5 separate regions of the Homo sapiens genome follow, and regions 2, 3, 4 and 5 are each linked to region 1. The links are chromatin contacts, found by Hi-C or POLR2A ChIA-PET in ENCODE. All regions are on one chromosome and are shown on one strand. The core of a region is the stretch at or near the end of the contact, and the rest is flanking DNA. Distances in the headings are between cores, read along the strand shown.

Region 1 (2,700 bases), core at 3-2,502:
CGGCGAGGACAGGGTTGGAGGGTTTTCCGCCTTCCTCCTCTTCCTCCTACACCTGAGTTCTCACCGCTGGGCCAAGGCCCAGAGCCCACGGAGCTTAGGCACCAGTAGCCAAGCTTCTCCCTCCTCGCGCCAGTTTCTGCGAGGCACGGGGCAGACGGTGGGCAGCACAATCATGCATGCCAGGGGTGCAAGGGGGAGAGGTCCGGCTGGAGTCCGAGGGCAGGTGAGCCGGCCTGGGGCTGGGCAGGGGTGAGATAGCCCCAAGCGGGGAATCGCAGGGCGCCTGCGGCCCAGCCCGCGAGCCCCGGACGGGCCAAATTTTATTCCCCAACTTTGAGCAAGGGGAGGGGGTGTATGCAAAAAAAAAAAAAAAGGAAAAAAAAGTTGCTGAACTTTTCCCCCAACTCTGCCGTAGAGGCGGGAGTGGAGGGCGGTGCCTGCACCGATTCGCCGGCGGCTACGGTCGGGAGGCTCGGATTGGCGCTCGGGGGCCGGGGCCGGGGCGAGCGGGCGTGGGGGAGGGGAGCGGCCCTCCCCGCCCGCGGTATCGGCTCGCGCCGGGAGCGGGTTAATTTCAAATCGGGGGCTTGGCTGCTCCTGGACGGTCACGCTCCCTCTGCCCGCCAGCCGGCCCGCCAGTCCCGGTCCCGGCGTCTCTCTCCGGCACCCACCTCGGCGCTGCGGAAAGACTGACTGCCAGGTACGCGGGCTCCCGGGCCTGAGAGGGGCAGCGGTGCTGACGAGTCCCGGCTCAGCCCCCGCCGGCTCCCGCCGTGAGGTGGACTGACAGGTCAGCGGGACGCAGAGGGGCGCGGCGCCCGGGCGACACGGCACCGGGAGAGGGCTCGGGAGGGTGGCGGCGGCGGCGGCGGCGGCCGTTTCCCGCCTCCCGCTTCGCCGGGGGCCGTGAGGGAGGAGCTGAGCTCCCGCGCAGAGGGGCGGGGGCGAACGAGGGGGAGGGGCGGGGTTGCCGTGGTTCCGGGCGCGGGTTTGCCCGCGCTCAGGCCCCGCGCAGCTAAGGGGAGGCGCCGGCCACGGTCCGACTTTCCGCGCCAAATTTTTAAATCGAAGGCGGAAGGTCCGGCCCCGCCCCTGGCGCCGTCGGCCAATCGCAGGCCCGCTTCCGGCCCTCTGATTGGTCGGGAATTGTTGTCCTGGAAACCACGATGATGCTGTCCGGGAACTGTCGGGACTGCGGCGGGCGGACAGGGCCTGGGGGAGGGGCCTTTGGCCGAAAGTTGGGGGAAGTGCACTGAGCGAGTGGCGGCCGGGGGACAGTACCTGCTTGCCTTATTGGGCAAATACAGCCTTCCAAGGTGGAGTCTAACGCCGTGGTGTGAACTGGCCACCCGAACAGGGAGTAAATAGTGCTTTGTATCTTTAAGGAAGCCCTTTTTTAAATTTAAAAAAAAAGTCTTAATTATAAGACTCTTTAAATGCCCAACTGCATACTTGGAGCTTTGGGACTGAATTTGGAACTTTCCTGTCAAGCGACCTCCCACGACTTTACTGCTGAGCCTGTGCACGTGTGTGTAAGGGGAGAAATCCAGGCATCTAGATGCAGACTTGTACCCAGTTACTTGGGGTCGCGTGCGCTCAGCTGGGACCTGGGCTCGTGCGCTTAGTCCGGAGCCCTGATCTGCGAACAGGTGGGTGCTTCCTAAAGTATTCGCTGGGGTCCGGAGAATGGCTCGCCTTTTCTACAGATGGGAGAGGGCTGTCACTAGAAATTCCGTGGGTTGCTTGAAGTCTTAGGACCGCCGATCCGTTTGCTGAAGGAATTTACTGGCATTTGTTGGCGTTCTCCGCTCAGTGGGGCGATCTCTGGTCGAGAATAAAATGTAAATCTAGTTTGTCATTTTTCGTTAGGCTTTGTTTCCGTAGCCTCTTGTCCGTGAAGGAATTTTCAACAGATCTTTTGGTTCTTGTTTTTCTCTAACTTTTTCTATTTCCTTTTTTCTTTAAGGATATTAAAACTTTTAGTACAATTGATTGGACTACTTGAACCATCGGGATTTGGGGAGGAACTCCAGATTTTTCATTTTTAAACTCTAAATGTATGAGGAATTTACAGAATGGAGAACGAAAAGGTACTTTATAACTTCAGTATTCATCATTGCAATTTTAAATTCAGTATCATCCTGATTTAACTCCATAATTTTTCCCTATCCAATGTGTTTTCTTAATGCCACAACCTTGGTTAGCCTCTGTAAAGACCTGGAAAAAATGAACCTTATCTTATAGTTTCAAAAATATATAGTTTAAAATATATACTAATTTAATTAATATAGTTTAAAAAATGAAAATTATCTTAAAAAGAAATTCAGTCTCCAATCATGTCAAATGCCCTTTCTGAATTCCAGTTGTTCAAGAATCCTCAGAAATGTTGTAATGAAACTAACAAATTTTATTATTCTTAAAAATACCTTTTCTCTCTTTATGTCTGAGACAGCTACCAAATCATTAAAAACTAGAAAGAGTGTAAAGGGGCAAACCTACCCCTCTTCAAAAATTCGTTAGTTTCATTACAACATTTCTGAGGATTCTTGAACAACTTGGAATTCAGAAAGGGCATTTGACATGTTTGGAGACTGAATTTCTTTTTAAGATAATTTTTTACCAAATTGGCAGCTTATTTATGGGGTCTGCAAAATGCTCTGTTTAGGGGGCAAACATTTTGTAAAATTACAAAAGAATTGT
Region 2 (2,700 bases), core at 185-2,684, 710 kb after region 1:
TATATATATATATATATATATATATATATATATGTAAAATTTATTTTAATATTTATAAATGTTGCATTTATAAAATATATAAATAATATATATTACCTGGCATTCCTCCAACTCACAAAGGTACAGTTGCTCTAATTAAAGGGACTCCTGGTTAAGCCGTGGCTTTAAGAACAGTTTGAAAACCTTCTTGCTTTTAAAAGACATAAAACAGCAAGTAAAATGGAAGGACAGACAGACCTCTAGTTTGGTTTGACTGGAGCTGTATGCTTAACTAAGGAGCTGAAAAACAGAGGCGGAGGTTGCAGTGAGCCGAGATGGTGCTACTGCACTCCAGCCTGGGCGATGGAGTGAGAGTGACTCAAAAAAAAAAAAAAAAGAAAAAGAAAAAGAAAAACAATACCTATTAATAGCCTTTATTTGTGCGTGTTAGCAACAGTTTATAATGATGCTTCCACATGCTTTCAGTTAGGCCCTCCTTGTGAATGTGACCTTCACTTAGACGCCAACTTTGAAGGGAATCAATACTACGGCCTTGTTCTCATTAGGGCTGTACTAAAATAATTGAAACTGTCACACATCATCAAACTCAAAATTTTACAATACCTTGAATGACACTGTGCTTACAAAACTGACGGTGATGTGTAATGATGACTAATGTAAGTCACCATGAAGAATTTTTATGGGAAGTAAAAATTCAATTAAGATGGAAGTACCTACCCTTGCATTGTGCAAGGCAATGAAGATCTGAAGGAAGCCTGCCTTCAAGGGCTTGGATTTTGACAGCGGACAGGTACACAAATACAGCACCAGGTAAAATACGGCCTGTATTATCATTTATGGGTGGGTACAGAGGAGAAATTCTGACTTACGGAATGATTTCCTGGAGAAGAAATTACTATCTGGCTTCTTGTGAAACAAAGGCTCTACACTTTACCCTTGCCAACGTATAGTATGAAGGTCTTTAAGCTTAAAAAAAATCATTAATTAGAGGACCACTGGGCATCATCTAAGGCAAGTGTATGACTTTAGAGTCGGGAGAAATTTGCGCCTGAGCTAGAAATGCACTAGCCTACCATTATCACAAGAGCAAGTCAGTGACAGAACAGTTCTCTGACCGCCAGTGCAGTGCCCTCCCACTTGATCAATCAGTCATTAAGGCTCACTGGCAAGCCCTTCGTACTTCTTCCCTCTCCGGCACTAGCTTCCTTAAGTCGACTCTGTGAAATACCTGCTAATCTTATCCTGAACCAGAGTTTCGACCCTCGGAACAGTCTTGCCCACATCTTTGGGACCCGATTCGTCCTGCTGATTCCGGCACTCGAGGGGCGGGTTGGTTGGAACCCACCCCACCAGGCCCCTCTCAATCCCACACGGTGTCCACCCTTGCCCGCAGGACGGCGGCCCGGAAGTGACGTAGTGGAAGCGGAAGTGGTGTAGTGGTGCCGACTTCCTGTTGTTTGAGGCCGGGTTGGGGGTGTGCGATTGTGTGGGACGGTCTGGGGCAGCCCAGCAGCGGCTGACCCTCTGCCTGCGGGGAAGGGAGTCGCCAGGCGGCCGTCATGGCGGTGTCGGAGAGCCAGCTCAAGAAAATGGTGTCCAAGGTGAGGCTGCGACGCGCTCGCCTCCCAGGGCGCGCCCACCGCTCCCTTCCGCGCCCTGTCGAGTCCGTCCCGGCCCAGCCAAGCAAGCTTCCCAGACGGGCCGGAAGCCCCGGTGCAGTCCTTAGCGACCTCCTCAGAACCCCGCCCCGAGGCGCCTGTCGCCTGGTGCGGGAATCCCCGTACGGGAGCTGGGAGGGTGGGGGACGGCGACAGTCAACAAAGGCGTGGAGCGGAGGCTACCTGACACCTGCCGCCCACCCGCCCTCCTCTCTTCCACTGAGTTTGGAGCTGTCTGTGGGGCAGTGTAGTTTTTCGTTTGTTTTTATAAACACAAACAAGGGATCATACTTAGTTGTAGATCTGAGGCAATCCTCTACTCCTGTCCCAATCTAGGGATCCTCCAGTCTTAGCCTTTCTTTTGCCGACCCGCAGAGAGTGTGGCCTTTTCAGTTTTGTATTCTCCAGAAAAGAAGCGAAAATACCAGTCCCTTACTGCCCCAGGTGAAATACATACCATTACCATTTCAGGGATTTTCTAAGAGTAACTACTTTTAAGTGTATGCTTCTTATAACGCGTATTTATTTGCTTTGAGCTTAATTTATGATCTTCACGGCTCAAGACTAGTGTTTTTTTTTTCAATTTTTAAAAAAGCAGTTAAGCATTTTGTATTTTAAAGCCATGATTTATTTATATAATTACTTCAAACGTGGCACCTCACACCAGAGTGGAATGGCTTTTGTTATGTTTTGTTGTAATTTTCCAAAACTATGTAAAATGATTGAGAGTTGAGTCTTGACCAGTTCAACGTGTTAGCTTGGGATAGTTTTGTCAAAGCAAGAATGGTAGCAATCAGCGGTTTAAGCGGTTTCAATTTTTAATAAAACACACTATTATGTGTAAAACTTTTTTAAAAACAGACTTTTTCCAGTTAAATCGCCCCCATAGTTCTTGATTGAAGACCAAATAATCTCTAAGGAGAAAATGACAGCTTTCAAAATAAAGCATATATTGGTTGTGTAATCGTATATTTTAGGCTTCTTGGTTTTGTTTTGATAAACTTGTTATCCTTAGTTATAGAAGACATATGGGAAGCCATAG
Region 3 (2,700 bases), core at 136-2,635, 850 kb after region 1:
AACCAGGGCCTGTTAACCAACCGGGAGGGAGGCGCACGGTGTGGCTTCGGCCGTGATCCTTGTTGCAAAGGCCTGTCAGGCCCAGTATGAAGAAATAGTTTCAGTACAGGGAGTGTAGAAATAGCTGCAGAAGGCCTGAGGCCTGCAGCCCTAGAGTTAATAGCTACTTGGTGGAACCCTCGAATTCTTTCCACCTTGTTAATCCAACCCTGCACTGCATTCGCTGGAGGAAATATCACAGGCTGCATCCCCAAAGTATCACGTCTAGTTTTGACACCACTCCAAAGGGCAAAAATCCGAGAGGACCTCTAGGCAGGCAGTCAGCCCAGAGTCACCAAGCTGGAGCCGGGTCTCTCCTTACAAATCACTGCTATTTCTAGACAGCCTTGTAAGGTTTCTAGCCTGGCAGGGGGAAGGGAGTTCCTGCGGACACCTGCTAGCTTCACTGAACGGCCCCGGGATCCAATGCTACCTTTAATGTAGGGGCGGAGGTGGGAGGGCATGGGATGAGGGAAGGGTGCGTCTAGAGGCGAGAGACATGCAAAAACGAGTTCTACACCTCACCTCTGCCTCCTACTCACTGGGAACTTAGAGATCCCTGACTGTCTCCTAGCTTTCGGTCTCCCTATTTGTTAAAAGGAGGAGTTGGTACCGGCGGATCCTACTCAACTGACCGTCTGAGGTGCGGAAGGGCTGGGATGCTGCCTGCTTCATCTTTGCATGCGCCGTGCCTAGCGCAGCCCGAGATACACCAGTAGCTTCTTAATAAATGCGCAAAGGGCTCCCTATAATCTGCAGGCAGCAGCTGCCCTCACGGAGCCCACCTCTCGAGCGTCCCAAGAGAAAAATGCAAGCCGCGTGGTACTCAGCCGCTTTCCGTCTTTCAAGAACCCGCCCCGGACAAGCTGAGGCTTTTTTGGCTCTATGGGCTCCGAGAACTGGACCTCGAGTTTTGCACCGCCCGCCGATTTCGAGCCCAGAGGTATCCCCCACCCTTAAGGCCTATCATATCCTTGTTCCGCATCCACCCGGGCTTTCGACCCCTGCTTGGGTGCGGCCACCTCCTCGGTTCCCCAGCGTGGCCAGAAGCCATGGTTCCCGCTTAGAGCAAAAGCAGAGCGCGGCGAGCTCCGAACACATGCGTTGTGTGGGCCGCCGCCCAGACGTCTCTGGGCTGTGCTTCTGGAAAGCGGCTCCTACACCTCCCGGGAGCAGGAATCCCTTCGCGAGCAGCGGAGGCCAGCAGAACCAGAGGCAGTTGGCTCTACCCGCCCATCCCTCTGGCGCCGTGCGCGCAGGGCCCTACCGTACCGGGAATGCACGTCGGGCGGTCGTCGGGGGCGCGTGGCAATGAGATCCGGAATCGGCGGCAGCGGCTGCAGCACTCTGAGCTGGGCGCGGGAGGGGCCTTAAGTGGAACAGCTATGCTGACGTCAGCGGGGGGGGCCGGCGGACGTGCGGGAACCCACGTGTGAGTCGGGCTGGGGGTGGATGCCGAGCCAGGCGGGGCACTGGAGAGGCCCGGGTGGCGCGCGCAGCCAGACAACCGACCGGCAGACTGCTCCACGTGCGCTGGGAGTCTAAGTAAGGTGCTGCCCTCCAACCACAGAAGCCGGGGTCGGAGCCATGAGCCTGAGTCAGGACGACCTTCAGTTTCCTCATCCATGAAACCTGGGGAGGTTACTCTCAGGAAGGCTTGGATCTGTTTCTTCTTCATCCCTGTTTCTCAGTGTCCAGAACAGCTTCTGGCACGTAATAGGCACTCCACAAATATTTGTTGAACGAAAGGAAGAAAATGCCTAGCAGTCAGTCAGTCTGTTCTTACCTAAGTCGAGTGACCTCCAAAACTCGACGCTGCTTTTCCCTCTGCTGCTAAGCCTACCAGCTCCCACTCACAGTGAAGCCTTGGCCTCTCAGGCCTTGCAGGGTGACTCAGTTCAAATGTACATTTTATTCTGCACTTTCTACTGCCCACCCCACTGGCATCTCATCTCGAGTCTCAACCATACCCAAGAACTGTCAGTGGCTTGTTTTTTTGGTTTTGGTTTTTTGTTTGTTTATTTGTTTTTTGGTATTTTTCGAGACAGGGTCTCACTCTGTCACCCAGGCTGGAGGGCAGTGGCGTGATCATGGCTTCCTGCAGCCTCGACCTTCTGGCTCAAGCGATCCTCCCACCTCGGCTCCCCGAAGTGACTGGGACTACAAGCGCGCCCACTTGCCCTGCGATTTTTTTTTTAATTATTAATTTTTTTTTTTTTGAAACGGAGTCGCTCTGTCGCCCAGGCTGGAGTGCAGTGGGCTGATCTCGGCTCACTGCAACCTCCGCCTCCCGGGTTCAAGCGAATCTCCTGCCTCAGCCTCCTGAGAAGATGGGATTACAGCCAGGCGCCACCACGCCCGGCTAATTTTTGTAATTTTTAGTAGAGACGGGGTTTCACCATGTTGGTCAGGCTGATCTCAAACTCCTGGCCTCAAGTGATCTGGCCGCCTCGGCCTCACAAAGAGCTGGGATTACAGGCGTGAGCCACCGTGCCCAGCTCAATTTTTTGTTTTCTTATCATACTTACCTCTGGGCCTGTATTCTTGCTGATTCCATTGCCTAGCCCGCCCTCCTCCATCTCTTCTTTAATTTGTACCAATACTTCCCCACTGTGGGGTATATTATGAAATATATTTGGTAAGCCCTTGAGTATGCCAAAA
Region 4 (2,700 bases), core at 49-2,548, 920 kb after region 1:
ATAATTCTGGCGCTTTGGGAGGTCTAGGCAGGAGAATCGCTTGAGCCCAGGAATTCGAGGTTACAGTGAGCTATTATCACGCCACTGCATTCCAGCCAGGACGACAGAACAAGACTCTGTCTCTTAAAAAAAAATAAGAAAAGTCACCTCCTTATTTAATTTGGCCTTTGAGAACACTGGGGGATTTACAAAATAATTACATATATCCAGGTACTCATGGTCTATTTTTCATCATTACACGACAATCAAATGACCAAAACTAGGAGTGTGTGGACTGGCACGTGTTAAGGTTTTTAAGAGAGGTAAGATTGACAGGTGGAAGCAAAAGGTGTGCAGACAACAAGGTGACAGCTTTTCTCTTACAGAATCCCAGACTCAACAGCACATTTCCTGACGGGAAGGGCTTCTCTGTCTGGGAGAGGCCTCCACTTCATTCTCATAAGCCAAATCTGATCCTGGCTTTGGGTAAACCTGCTCTCAATTTAAGAGCAGGTTTCCTTTAGACAAGTAGATTAGGGGTCGCCTCTTCCTCGCCTCGGGATAAGGGCAAACAAGACGCCAGGCTTGGGCGTTGGGAGGACGGCGACAGCGACGCTGGGAACAGGGGTAGAATCCACGCCGTCCAGCGGCCCCCAGGCCTGTCAGCTCCTCACCCGCCCACCCACCCGCCCGCCTGCATTCTTCGGTCTAAACTTACCAGGTGGAAGCTACAACTCTAGACAGGAAGTAACTAACTGGGTTGGATCCGGTCGAGTTCCGCTGCGCTTCTTAGAGCCGCTGCTGGGAAGAGGCCGAAACCCAGTGGCCGCAGCAGTAGCCACCGCCTCTGTTACTAGGGGGTCTCGCCTCCATCGCTGGCTGCGAGGAGTCTGAGGGCACGTGACCGGAAGTAGCAAGGCGGGCCCTGGGCACGTGACTCAAGAGCGCGGCCGCCATGACACCTTCCGCTAGTTCCCTCCCTCCCCCACGGGTTCCCGCCTGTTTCGTTTCCTCTCTCCGGTCTCGAGCGGCGAAGGGTCCTGGGATCCTGGCTGGCCCAACCATTTGGCCTAGAGCTCCTCCGGTTCCAGTCGGCGCCGTGTCTCCAGCCCGCAACGGCCCTGCGGTCGCAGGCCGTAGAGAGCGTAATCGCGACCGCGGCCTGAGGGGGAGGGACCACGCGGAAGGAGGGGCGTGACTCGTCACGTGATGAGGAAGTGCCGTTAGTAGCGTTGTTTCCAGTCTGCGGCTCTCCTGGATGACGTCAGCAAGGAAGGGGAGGAACGCGAGGGGAGACTGAAGTTCACGTTCCGCTCTTAGTGCGCGGTGAGTTCCCCGGCGCTAAGCCGGGAGACAAGATCCGATCTACTGAGAGCTGCGAGGTACTGCCCTGGATGTGGTGGAGCTGGGCTGGGACCTCCGGGCTGCTGGTCTGTGAGCCTGGCTTTGAAAATTGGTTACTGGGTCTCCTCTCAAGAAATCTCAAGATATTAAAGTTACTGCTGTTAAAAAGGTAGTAGTTCCACTAGGCAAGGAGCTTTTTGTGGGTAGGGATTGTGTTTTGTTCATCCCTGTGTCTCTAGCGGTGTGTTCAGGTCCTGGAACATAGTAGGCACTCAGAATGTTGAATGAATGAATGTATAAATGAGTCAGTCGCCATTTGTCTGAGGCAGAGAGTTGTTTTCTGATCATTTCTTCTTGGATAGAAAGATCCCATTGTGAAAATGAGGCAGTCTGCAACTTCCCCTTCTCATTTCTTCAATTTTTGCTATCTTTCTTACTTCTTTCTCCTCTTCCTCCACGCACCTACTGGGGCAAAAGAGAAACATGTTTGCATTTGATGTGTGAGCAACAAACACTGAACTATTTTACGATAATGGAAAGATGAGATTTGGATTCAGGAGACGCGTATTCTAATCTCAGCTCTACCATTTATGAACTCTGTGATCCTTGGGCAAGCCAGTCTCCCAAAAGTTGTTTCATTTACTTTGGTTAAGCATTTGTCGCCAACTTCTATGTTCTTAGTTTTTGGTAGAGTGCCTTCACAGAAGTAACATTTAAACTCAGCTTTGCAGAAAGGTAGGGTTTTGGTAAATGGGGGAAGATTCCATAAACATCATATATTAAACCATGGAGGCACAGCAAGTTTATGGAATGAAAAAGAAAAAAAGAGTCGAGTCCAATGTAGTTGGAGAATAGAGAGGTTAAGATGGGAAATAAGGCTGGAAAAAGAAGCAGGGAGGAGATAACAGATTTTCAAGAAATAGAGCTGTTGAAGGCTTGTACAATATTATGTATATATTTTTTAAATTTTATTGTGGAAAATTTCAAACGCAGACAAAAGTAGGATAATAAATTGAACCCTCATGTACACTTAACGCAACTTGAACAATTATCAGCATTCTGCTGTTCCTCTTTATACTGTTTGTACATTTCTAGGTACTTTTTATATCCATTGTTGCATTTGATTAATAGCAGCTTTCAATTTGAGCTCAGTTCTACTGTATGTAGCTACTGGCTAAGAAGATTTTATTTATGTAAACAATTTCTTTGGGTTTTAGTTGACCACTTGCTCTGTTGAATCAATGTGTAACATGGCCACTTAAACACAACTAATACTGTTTTTAGGTTGTAATATAGAAACTTAGTGTCTAGATCCAGGAAGTTAGTGTTTCTACTCTATTCTGGGCTCATCTAACTACTTAAGGAGTATTATGCTCA
Region 5 (2,700 bases), core at 136-2,635, 610 kb after region 1:
TCGCAGCATTAAACCATCAAAGAGTAAGAGCCAGCAGCTTTGTCTAGCATGTTTTTTGTTTTTTTTTTTTGAGACGGAGTCTCGCTCTGTCGCCCAGGCTGGAGTGCAGTGGCGGGATCTCGGCTCACTGCAAGCTCCGCCTCCCGGGTTCACGCCATTCTCCTGCCTCAGCCTCCCAAGTAGCTGGGACTACAGGCGCCCGCCACTACGCCCGGCTAATTTTTTGTATTTTTAGTAGAGACGGGGTTTCACCGTTTTAGCCGGGATGGTCTCGATCTCCTGACCTCGTGATCCGCCCGCCTCGGCCTCCCAAAGTGCTGGGATTACAGGCGTGAGCCACCGCGCTCGGCCTGTCTAGCATGTTTTAACAGCTTGACATATTTACATACTGTATCATTCTCACCCGTCTTAAGTGTACGATTTTTAGTACATGTATAGTGCAACCATCCCCACAATCCAGTTTGGAGGCATTTCCATCCCACCGAAAAGATCCCGAGTACCTGTTTGCTATCAATCCCCTGGCGGGTTCCCACTTGCAGACCCAGGTTTGCCTAATTATTTTCAGTGTTTTTGCTAAGTCGAAATGACCTTACAGATCCAAGATAACTCTCCAAAAGAAGTCAGGACTAGGATCCCAATGAATATGAATATGAAGCATATGTTCATCAGTACACCAAAGTTATGTCAAGGCTGGGTCTGTATGTGAAATTCCTTAATCCATTGCCTGAGCAAAAACACAGGTTGGCTGCTCCACATAAAACTTACTTTCTAAACGGGGCAAAAGAAGTAAGCGCGTGCCCCCATCCCCGGCACGCGTGCATCTGAGTAGGAGGTAAGCGCACGGCATGTGGCCGAATTTGATGAGTAATGGGCATCCAAGACAGGACCACGGCGCTGCTGTGTGCGCCTGCGCAGCTTCGCGAGCGCCTAGACACAAGTAGCCCAAACCCCGGCTCGAGATCCGTCTGTTCAGCTGTTGTGGCGCCGCCGTTTTGGATCTAAGCGCCTACCCGTGACACCCAGAGAACCCAGGCCTGGCAAGTAAACCCTCTACCCCCTCACTTTCTCTACCCAGCGCTCACAAGGAGCAACAAGATGACAAGACCGCGCGCCCGGGCCACCAGGGAAGCCGCTCTCTCGCTTAGCCACACCCCCTTGGTTGCTAAAATGCCTAGTCCCTGCCCCTCGGGTCGACGCCAGCAGCCACGTATCACGTTTGTACGTGTCTCGGCCTAAAAGCGGAAGTTACGCAGGGACTCGCGAGCGCTGTGGCGGCCCTGAAAGGATATAGGCCGTGGAGGGAAGGGGGCGGGCAGACGGCATAGGAAGGCGCCGGAAGTGGTCCCGCAGAGGCGGGGTGGGAGTGGGGCTCCCGAGGCAGTGCAGTTGGCTGTAGCTGGGCGCCTCGGTTAGGTGCGCTGTCAGTCCTTTCCGAGTGCCTGGCCCAGTCTCTCCCGCCTCGGCCCAACATGGACTTCAGAGAAATTCTCATGATAGCTTCCAAGGGACAAGGTGTCAACAATGTGCCGGTAAGTAGCAGCTGGGGCATCAATGTAGGGGACCCTAGTCTTCCAAGTTCGGAATGTGTGTGGCCCATGGAACTTCTGGGCAGCCGCCTATCGGCTCCGGGAGAGGAAAGACCCGGACGCCTTATTTCCTTTTCTTGGGTTTATACTCTTGGGAACTCGGGAGAAAAGAGCTTGGGACGAGACGCGGGAGCCTTCCTGTGAATGGGTTTCGCCGGCTTATTTACCCCTGCAACAGGGACTTTGCGGTTTGGGTGTTGTAGCTAGAATTGCGTGAAAGCCGTGAGTGAGCTGTGCCTGGCACGCTGTGGATTCTAGCGCTGGTAGTTTTTGGCTTCCACATAAACTTCAGCCTAGAGATTGGGAAGGAAATATGTATGTAAGGGAGTTAGGGGGTTTGGGGTCCTTGGCTTGATAGCTTTTTGGCTGGCTTCTCATCGATCTTCAAGTCAAACGTTTAGCGATTTCTTGAAAGAATTCTCTGACTCGGCCCCACCCACTCAGCCACCGAGGTGATTAAATTATCACCTCCCAGGGGATAGGTATCATCTTTTGGGAAGAGAAGTTTAGCAGATTCCACGAAATCCTTGGCCAACAGAATAGGTGAGCTAGTTTCAGCTTCTGTTTACTTGTAGCCTTCCAGATTTCAGTCTTTGTTTAAAATCTAGGTCCCATTTGGTCAGTAGATGTTTGTCAGTTCGCTTACAGTCGCAAGAGCGGTGTAAGACTTAAATGGTAAAGTGGTGGAGAGCGCCTGGTTTCTGGGGGTTATGGCTGTTTTGCATAAGCTAATCATTTCCAGATTTTCAGATGGTACCCACAGCACAGCTGTAAACCGATAAGTTGCATGGTGATGCCTGCGGTTTGAGCAGTGAGGTATAGAACTAAAACGGCTCTCAAAGTCAATTCAGCTAGAATTTATTGAGCTCCGACGAAGTGCTCTGCATTTCCTAGATATTCGTATATTGCAATATTCGTTTTTTTCTCTTCTGCAGCTTTTTTTTGTCTTCTGAGGCTAGTTCATTCTTTTATCCCTTTGAAAATATTGATCTGAAAAAGGTCTATATTTATGTTTATAAATATATGTATATATACACACACACAGCCATCCCTTATCCCAAGAACTCTGAATAACCATTCCTCTAAGCCGTGAGTCATAAGCTTTGCATGTTGA

What was found. Hi-C counts contacts between places; a loop is a spot of excess contacts on that map. ChIA-PET counts read pairs that join two places held with the same protein, here RNA polymerase II (POLR2A). Pooled maps may share reads with other maps.
Region 2: a loop to region 1 is called in a map of OCI-LY7, with 8 times the contacts of the local background. The contact joins the promoter of TSG101 here to the promoter of E2F8 in region 1. A Hi-C loop is called at or near these places in 1 of 168 maps with a recorded cell type or tissue (OCI-LY7), 1 of 37 single-sample maps with no recorded cell type and 10 of 50 pooled maps. POLR2A ChIA-PET finds 5 or more read pairs at or near these places in 1 of 52 experiments (OCI-LY7).
Region 3: a loop to region 1 is called in a pooled map, with 29 times the contacts of the local background. The contact joins the promoter of LDHA here to the promoter of E2F8 in region 1. A Hi-C loop is called at or near these places in 7 of 37 single-sample maps with no recorded cell type and 14 of 50 pooled maps.
Region 4: a pooled map shows a loop between it and region 1 (37-fold over the local background). The contact joins the promoter of HPS5 here to the promoter of E2F8 in region 1. A Hi-C loop is called at or near these places in 5 of 37 single-sample maps with no recorded cell type and 11 of 50 pooled maps.
Region 5: a loop to region 1 is called in a map of naive thymus-derived CD4-positive, alpha-beta T cell, with 29 times the contacts of the local background. The contact joins the promoter of SPTY2D1 here to the promoter of E2F8 in region 1. A Hi-C loop is called at or near these places in 1 of 168 maps with a recorded cell type or tissue (naive thymus-derived CD4-positive, alpha-beta T cell), 5 of 37 single-sample maps with no recorded cell type and 10 of 50 pooled maps.

Annotation. Positions count from the first base shown.
Region 1 is chr11:19,239,497-19,242,196 of GRCh38, reverse strand. It overlaps E2F8 (E2F transcription factor 8), which reads left to right and starts at 1,252. Exons shown (of 13, transcript NM_024680.4): 1 at 1,252-1,649; 2 at 1,967-2,090. The coding sequence starts at 2,076. The region is part of intron 1 of CSRP3-AS1 (CSRP3 and E2F8 antisense RNA 1); the gene reads right to left. RefSeq lists enhancers at 1-47, 253-362 and a silencer at 483-1,182.
Region 2 is chr11:18,525,676-18,528,375 of GRCh38, reverse strand. It overlaps TSG101 (tumor susceptibility 101), which reads left to right and starts at 1,434. Exons shown (of 10, transcript NM_006292.4): 1 at 1,434-1,601. The coding sequence starts at 1,560. RefSeq lists an enhancer at 1,165-1,274.
Region 3 is chr11:18,393,248-18,395,947 of GRCh38, reverse strand. It overlaps LDHA (lactate dehydrogenase A), which reads right to left and starts at 1,385. Exons shown (of 8, transcript NM_005566.4): 1 at 1,312-1,385. RefSeq lists enhancers at 1-25, 1,290-1,379, 760-1,425, 1,690-1,779, 1,426-2,090 and a silencer at 480-529.
Region 4 is chr11:18,320,738-18,323,437 of GRCh38, reverse strand. HPS5 (HPS5 biogenesis of lysosomal organelles complex 2 subunit 2) reads left to right here and starts at 1,298. Exons shown (of 23, transcript NM_181507.2): 1 at 1,298-1,492. It overlaps GTF2H1 (general transcription factor IIH subunit 1), which reads right to left and starts at 871. Exons shown (of 15, transcript NM_005316.4): 1 at 698-871. RefSeq lists enhancers at 894-1,313, 1,324-1,623, 514-1,713, 851-1,800.
Region 5 is chr11:18,633,027-18,635,726 of GRCh38, reverse strand. SPTY2D1 (SPT2 chromatin protein domain containing 1) reads left to right here and starts at 1,385. Exons shown (of 6, transcript NM_194285.3): 1 at 1,385-1,529. The coding sequence starts at 1,470. It overlaps LOC105376578 (a long non-coding RNA gene), which reads right to left and starts at 1,378. Exons shown (of 2, transcript XR_931097.3): 1 at 766-1,378. RefSeq lists an enhancer at 895-1,164 and a silencer at 2,221-2,400.